2 separate regions of the Homo sapiens genome follow, and region 2 is linked to region 1. Evidence: read pairs that join two places in POLR2A ChIA-PET (ENCODE). Cell type or tissue: IMR-90. All regions are shown on one strand.

What was found. Peaks named below come from ENCODE experiments on the same cell type or tissue, not always from the same donor. Only the 100,000 strongest peaks of a DNase experiment are listed, where the experiment ranks them.
Region 2: POLR2A ChIA-PET joins it to region 1 with 5 read pairs; 2 of 35 experiments call an interaction of 5 or more read pairs at or near these places.

Annotation. Positions count from the first base shown.
Region 1 is chr6:139,344,516-139,348,515 of GRCh38, reverse strand. No RefSeq gene overlaps it. Among named protein-coding and RNA genes, the nearest start is that of CITED2, 28 kb to the left of the region's middle. In IMR-90, no CTCF peak of the experiment used is centred here; no DNase peak of the experiment used is centred here.
Region 2 is chr6:139,035,958-139,039,957 of GRCh38, reverse strand. All of the region lies in intron 2 of ABRACL (ABRA C-terminal like), which reads right to left. Among named protein-coding and RNA genes, the nearest start is that of ABRACL, 9.2 kb to the right of the region's middle. In IMR-90, no CTCF peak of the experiment used is centred here; a DNase peak (open chromatin) is centred at 2,267.

The DNA.
Region 1 (4,000 bases):
CCCACTCCCACCTGCCAAACTGAAAAACCTTGTAATTCACAAAGCATTTGGTAAAGTGTCTTGCCTTAAGTGTGAAGAATAATTAACCCTACCCTAAGACTGATGAACAAATCTTAAAAGTAAGCCACGAAAGGATCAAACTGTTTTCAAGTAGTTTAACTACATCCCAGAAAAATGCACAAGAATCTTTTATTATTATTATTTAATATTTTTATTTCAATAGCTTTTGGGGTACAAATGGTTTTTGGTTATAGGGATAAATTACATAGTGGTGGAGTCTGAGATTTTTGTGTACCTATCACCCAAGTATTATACATTGTACCCAATATGTAATTTTTTTTATCCCTTATCCCACCCGTCTTCCCCCTTCTGACTCTCCAGAGTCCTGTTATACCAATCTGTTTGCCTTTGTGTATCCACAACTTAGCTCCCACTTGTAAGTCAGAACATACGGTATTTTGTTTTCCATTCCTGAGTTACTTCACTTAGAACAATGGCCTCCAGCTCTATCCAAGTTGATGCAAAGACATTATCTTGTTCTATTTTATGGCTGGGTAGTATTCCATGGTGTATATATACCACGTTTTCTTTATCCACTCACTGGTCAGCGGGTACTTTGGTTGGTTCCATGTCTTTGCAATTGTGAACTGTGCTGCAATAAACATACCTTTTTGTATTACCATTCAAGGTACCTTTTTGACATAATCACTTCTTTTCCTTTGAGTAGATACCCAGTAGTGGGATTGCTGGATCGAATGGTAGATCAACTTTGAGTTATTTAAGAAATCCGGCCAGGCATGGTGGCTCACGTCTGTAATCCCAGCACTTTGGGAGGCTGAGGTGGGCAGATCACGAGGTCAGGAGTTCGAGACCAGGCTGACCAACATGGCAAAACCCCTTCTCTACTAAAAAATACAAAAAAACTTAGCCAAGCGTGGTGGTGGGCGCCTGATGTCCCAGCTACTCAGGAGGCTGAGGCAGGAGGATTGCTTGAACTCAGGAGGCAGAGGGTTGCAGTGAGCCAAGATCATGCCACTGCACCCCAGTCTGGGCAACAGAGTAAGACTCTGTCTACAAAAAACAAACAACAACAACAACAACAACAACAAAAGAGCTACTCCTGCTCACTTTTGGTTTCCATTTGTATGGAATATCTTTTTCGATCCCTCTACTCTGAGTTTCTATGAATCCTTATGTGTTAGGTGAGTCACTTAAAGACAAGAGATATTTGATTTGTGATTTTTCATCTGTTCTGTCAATCTGTGATTGTTTTGTTTTGTTTTGCTTTGTTTTTTTTTTGTTTTTTTTTTTTTTGGCAGAGTCTTGCTCTGTCGCTCAGGCTGGAGTGCAGTGGCACAATCTCAGCTCACTGCAACCTCTGCCTCCTGGATTCAAGCAATTCTCATGCCTCAGCCTCCAGAGTAGCTGGGCCCACAGGCATGCACCACTGTGCCTGGCTAATTTTTTGTATTTTTTAGTAGAGACAGCATTTTGCCATGTTGGCTAGGCTGGTCTCAAACTCCTGGACTTAAGTGATCCGTCCACCTCCTCCTCCCAAAGTACTGGGATTACAGGCATGAGCCACCATGCCTGGCCCAATCTCCGTCTTTTAAGTGGTGCATTTAGGCCATTTGTGTTCAACATTAATATTGAGATATGAGGTATGATTCCAGTCATCAAGTTGATTGTTACCTAGATATTTTGTTTCCTTTGTTGTGTTATTGTTTTATAGGCCCTGTGACTGTTACGCTTTTAGGAGGTGCTAGTCTGGTGCATATCAATCTTTTGTTTCAAGAGTTAGAACTCCTTTTAGCTTTTCTTGTAGAGTGGGTTGGGTTAAGTGACAACTTCTCTCAGCATTTGCTTGTCTGAAAATACTTTATTTCTCCTTCATTTATGAAACTTAGTTTTGCTGGATACAAAATGCTTGCGTGACAGTTTTTTCTCTCCAAGGAGACTAAAGACAGGACCCTGATCCCTTCTGGCTTGTAATGTTTCCACTGTGAAGTCTGCTGTTAGTCTGATAGCTTTTCCTTTATAAGTTACCTGAGGCTTTTTTCTCACTGCTCTTAGAATTCTTTCTTTCACATTGACTTTGGATAGCCTGATGACTATAGGCCTTGGTGATGTCCTTTTTCCAATTGATCTCCCAGGAGTTCTTTGAGCTTCTTGTATTTAGATATCTAAATTTCTAGCAAGGCCAAGGAAGTTTTTCTCAATTATTCTCTCAAAGAAGTTTTTCAAACTTTTTGCCTTCTCTTCTCCCTCAGGAACACCACTTATTCTTAGGTTTGGCCATTTTACATAATGCCATATTTCTTAGAGACTTTGATAATTTCTTTTGATTTTTTTTCCTTTATTTTTGTCTGATTGGGTTAATTCGGAAACTTTATCTTGAAGCTCTGAAATTCTTCCTTTTTTTTTTTTTTTTTTTTTGAGATGGAGTCTCACTCTGTCACCCAGGCTGGAGTGTAGTGGTGCAATCTTGGCTCACTGCAACTTCCGCCTCCCGGGTTCAAGCGATTCTCCTGCCTCAGCCTCCCAAGTAGCTGGGACTATAGGCACACACCACCACACCCGGCTAATTTTTTGTATTTTTAGTTGAGACAGAGTTTCACCATGTTATCCAGGATGGTCTCAATCTCCTAACCTTGTGATCCACCTGCCTCGGTCTCCCAAAGTGCTGGGATTGCAGGCATGAGCCACCACCGTGCCTGGCCTGAAATTCTTTCTTCTACTTGGTCTAGTCTATTTTTAAGCTTTCCACTACATTCTATAATTCCCCAAATGTGTCTTTCATTTCCAAGGGTTCTAATTGGTTTTTCTTTAAAATATCTATTTAGAAATTTTTTAAGTCATATCCTGAATTTTTAAAAATTTCTTTATGTTGGTTTTCACCTTTCTCTTGTATCTCCTTGAGTAGCTTAATAGTCAACTTTTTGAATTCTTTATCTGGTATTTAAAGAGTTTATCTTTGTATAGATCCATTGCTGGAGAGCTCGTGTGATTTTTTGGTAGGGGGTGGTGTTATAGAATGTTGTTTTGTTGTATTGCCAGAATTATTTTTCTGGTTTCTTCTCATTTGGGTAGACTATTTCTTGTAATTATTCTTGAATTTATTTTTGATATTACTCTTTTTTAAAATTTCTTTTCCCCCCATTAGCAATGTGACTTTAATGTTTATAATTTACTGTAGCCTAATGTGGCTCTTGGTGCTTTAGGGATGAAGATTCTGTTCCTTGGTTACAGAGAGTCTCTCTGTATGATGGCTTTCTCAGATGCTGGCTATGGTAGCAATGTGCTTGTTGTGTGAGCAAGTTCAGTGTCCCCTATGAGGTTGGAATGGCAGAGGTCTCTTGAGGTTTCTCATTCCCCCATGGTGTGCACTTTTTTATTCATTTATTTTTTCCTCCAGTATTTTATTTATTGGGTTGAATAGTTCAGGCTTCAGGCCAGTAGAGGAGGTGTCTCTGGGTAGAAACTGGTCATGACTAAAGCAGGTAGGTAAGTGCAATACCCAATGGTGGGCAGAGGTCTCAGCCTTGGCAGAGGTGGCTGGGGTAGCTCTCAGCGAAATGCACTGAGGTCTTTTCAGGGGGAAGAGTGGGAGCTGCCTCAGCTCCACTGCAAGGCAAGCAGGAAAGCCCTTCACCTCCCAATCACACTCCTGACCCAGTGTTTCAGTTATTCAAATCAGGCAGGCACCTCTTTTCATCTGCAGGAATGTTGATGTTCTAAGTAGAGAGGGATTGTAACTCTACCACTTATGCAAGCCTGAACCTGGAGGGTGCCCTTCCTGGAGTGATGCAGTCACCCTGAAGTTTTCTAGAAAGGCTGTCTATAGGTGCACCCATGCTAAGCTCCCATAGGAGAAGTCCCAGATGTGCCTGCAGTGATGGACTAGGGGGAAAAGAAGTTCGCTTCTCCAAGACCCTTCACAAGTGCTAGGGCTGCCTGACTGTTGGGGTAGAGCTATAGACTGGTCACGTGGACGGACTCA
Region 2 (4,000 bases), 310 kb after region 1:
GCACCACCAAACTTAATTTATCTTTATTTTTAATAAAGACGAGGTCTCAAACTCCTGGGCTCAAACAATCCTCCCGCCTTGGCCTCCCAAAGTGCTGGGATTACAGGTGTGAGCCACCTCATCAAGGCTACTTTAATATTTCAATGGCTCCCTATGACCTTCTAAATAAAGGGAAGTCCATGGCCTCACAGAAGAGGCTCTTCATCCTCTGGCCTTGCATCTATCACTTGCCTGGTCTTCTGCCATATCACTGCATGTACCTCCTGATCCAGTCACAATGAACTGCTTGCTGTGCCTAAGATGATATGACAGATTCTGCCTTTGTAACAGTGCCCGTGTTCAGCCGTCTGCCCAGAAACCCAGAAACTTCTTCCTAGCTAAATTCTTTTTCTTCAGGAATGAATTCAAATGCCACCTTTTCTAGAAGTCCTTCATGATCCACTCAGTTGAGTGAATAGCTCTTCTTATAAAACTGAGTATATATCTATCAAAGCACTCACCATCATTTATAGTATTAATAGCTAACATTTATTGAGTACTTGCTATGATCCAGAACTGTTCGATGTATTTTACAGTCATTAAAATTCACTTAATCTGTATTTCATGGAAGATAAGACACAATTGATTACAAGAAGCATCATTATTTTATATTATAATTAAACTGCCAATTTAACCATAGCATGCCATGTACTATAAGATGTATTTTTATTTTAGAGATTTTTTTTTTCTTTTGAGATGGAGTTTCCTTCTTGTTGCCCAGGCTGGAGTGTTATGGTGTGGTCTCGGCTCACTGCAACCTCCGCCTCCCAGGTTCAAGTGATTCTCCTGTCTCAGCTTCCCCAAGTAGCTGGGATTACAGGCACCCGCCACGAGGCCCAGCTAATTTTTGTATTTTTAGTAGAGACAGGGTTTCACCATGTTGGCCAAGCTGGTCTCGAACTCCTGACCTCAGGCAATCTGCCTGCCTTGGCCTCCCAAAGTGCTGGGATTATAGGCATGAGCCACCACACCTGGCCTATTTTAGAGATTTTTTAATGTGAAGAAATGTGTCCTTGAAATAGAGTATTATTGTTTTACAAATAAGGAAAACAAGGCACAGAAAAGTTTAGTAAAGTAGCCAAGGTCACACAGCAAGTATGTAGAGGAGCTGGGATTCATTTCCAGAGAGTCCGACTTTACAGCCCATGTTAATCACTTCCCTCTAGGTACTTCCAGTTTGTCTGTCTTTCAGCTACCTAAAGAGGACCTCAAAGATGGAGATGGAATTTTGTTCATTTTTACATCTCCAGCACTTGAGCACAAAGGGGACACTAAAAAAAATTTGTTGAATGAAAGAATTTAAATTTCCAAGTGCACTCTCCCCATTTAATCTTTTTTCGCTATATGAAAAATGAGACTTTAAGGAATTTGACTTTCAATGAAAAGATAAAACTAAATTCATCAGTTTTCATCCTCAGCTCATACATCATATGTAGACTAAAGCAAAATCACTCCAGATACAACTTAAATAATTAACCATAACACGTTCAAAGATAACACATATCTATATATGCTTTCAAACTCAATAAGTCATCTTTTGCCAGGAATGAGAAAGTCAAGGTATCCTGATGAAGCTGCAAAATTAAAAGTATTTCCATGCTTATAGAAGTTACGATAATTATCTTAAGTCTTCTAATGTGAAAGCTGCTAATTTTGAAGTGGAATTTCAGTTTGCCTTACCAGAATAATGACACTCTTCTAGTAATGTAAAGGTTAGAATTTAAAAACTAATTGAATATGACCAATAAACACTAGGCTGATATGGATAAAGAAAAGAAAATCCTACAAATCTTTGGAAATATGCCTGTAACACCTATAACTATCCAAACAATAGTAATGCACGGCTGGGCCCAGCAGCTCATGTCTACAATCCCAGCACTTTGGAAGGCTGAGGCGGGTGGATCACATGAGGCCAGGAGTTCGAGACCAGCCTGGCCAACATGGCGAAAAACTGTCTCTAGTAAAAATACAAAAATTAGCTGGGGGTGGTGGCAGATGCCTGTAATCCCAGCTACTCAGGAGGCTGAGGCAGGAGAATTGTTTGAACCCAGGAGGCAGAGGTTGCAGTGAGCCAAAATCGCACCACTGTACTCCAGCCTGGGTGACAGAGCAAGACTCTATCCCAGAAAAAAAAAAAAAAAGAGAAAAAGAAAAAAACAATAATAATGCTGCCAAGAGTAACATGACCTCACTGAGCTCAGGAAAAATCAGGAGTGTGGGAGGAGGAACAGGAGGGACATCACTATGGAAAATAAGACTCATCAGGCCTCCATCAAGTGGGTGTGGTGAAATGCGTGGGAGAAAAATTGAGTTAGGGAAGACTGTTGATTTCTTTGATTAGGAAACTAAATACATTATGGCCAGATGAAGTGGCTCACGCCTGTAATCCCGACACTTTGGGAGGCTGAGGCAGGCGGATGACTTGAGGCCAGAAGTTCGAGACCAGCCTGGCCAACATGGCAAAACCCCATCTCTACTAAAAATACAAAACTTAACCAGGCGTGGTCGTGGACACCTGTAATACCAGCTACCAGGGAGGCTGAGGCACAAGAATTGCCTGCACTCAGAAGACAAGAGGTTGCAGTGAGCCAAGATGGTGCCACTGCACTCCAGCCCGGGAAACAGAGTGAGACTCCATCTCAAAAAAGAAACTAAATAAATTATATTTTCCAATGTCTTCTCGGTGTTCTCTTCAAACAATACATTCATTCCCATTCCAAAAACCAACTCATGGATTTCCCCCTAAACTGACCTGCCCTCCACTTCAAAGTCCTACCTGAGATGCAAGACTTCATTGAGTGCCCCCAACTACTACAACTTCCAATAATCTATTTTGAAGGGACCATATTGCATGTCAGCACTTCATAGTTCAGCATACCATTTTTTTTTTCGGATAATTGCCTCATGAGTTTTTTATTGTTTTTGTTTTTGTTTTGAGACAGGGTCTCACTCTGTCCCCCAGGGTGGAGTGCAATGGCTTGAACACGGCTCACTGCAGCCTCGACGTCCTGAGCTCATGCAATCCTCCTGCCTCAGCCTCCAGTATAGCTGGGACCACAGTTGCATGCCACCATGCCTGGCTAATTTTTTATTTTTTTGTAGAGATGGGATCCCACTTTGTTTCCCAGGCTGGTCTTGAATTCCTGGGCTTAAGCGATCCTCCCACCTTGGCCCCCTGATGTGCTAGGATTACAGGCCTGAGCCATGGCACCTGGACTATGAGATTTTATCTGTTTTCATCAACTAAGTAGTAAAATCCCTGAGGAAAAGGAACACACTTTATACCACTTGTACTACACAGTTATTAGCATATATAGATACTCAATAAGTATTAACTGATATGATTCAACTCAGTTGTTGACTAACTTAGGTATGGACTTAGAGTCCATACCAGCTTTAATATGCCTCATTTATCATTTCTTGGTACATTTCAGTAATGACGACTCGGGTTTGATATAGAAATAGAGTGACTAAGACAAAAAAGAGGGAATAGTAGGAAGAATAAAGGCCCCCGAAGATATCCATGTACCAATCCCTAGAATCTGTATGTTACCTTACATGGCAAAAGGGACTTTTCAGATGCAATTCAATTAAGGACCCTACGACAGGAAGGTATCCTAGATTATCTGGGTGAGCCCAGTGTAATCCAAAAAGTCCTTAAAACAGAAGAAGGAGGCAGGCCAGGCACGGTGGCTCACACCTGTAATCCCAGCACTTTGGGAGGCCGAGGCAGGTGGATCACTTGAGGCCAGGAGTTCATGACCAGCCTGGCCAACATGGTGAAACTCCATCTCTTTTATGTTTGTTTGTTTGTTGAGACAAAGTCTTGCCCCATTGCCCAGGCTGGAGTGCAGTGGCACAATCTTGGTTCACTGCAACCTCCGCCTCCCGAGTTCAAGCGATTCTCCTGCCTCAGCCTCCCTAGTAGCTGGGATTACAGGCACATGCCAGCATGCCTGGC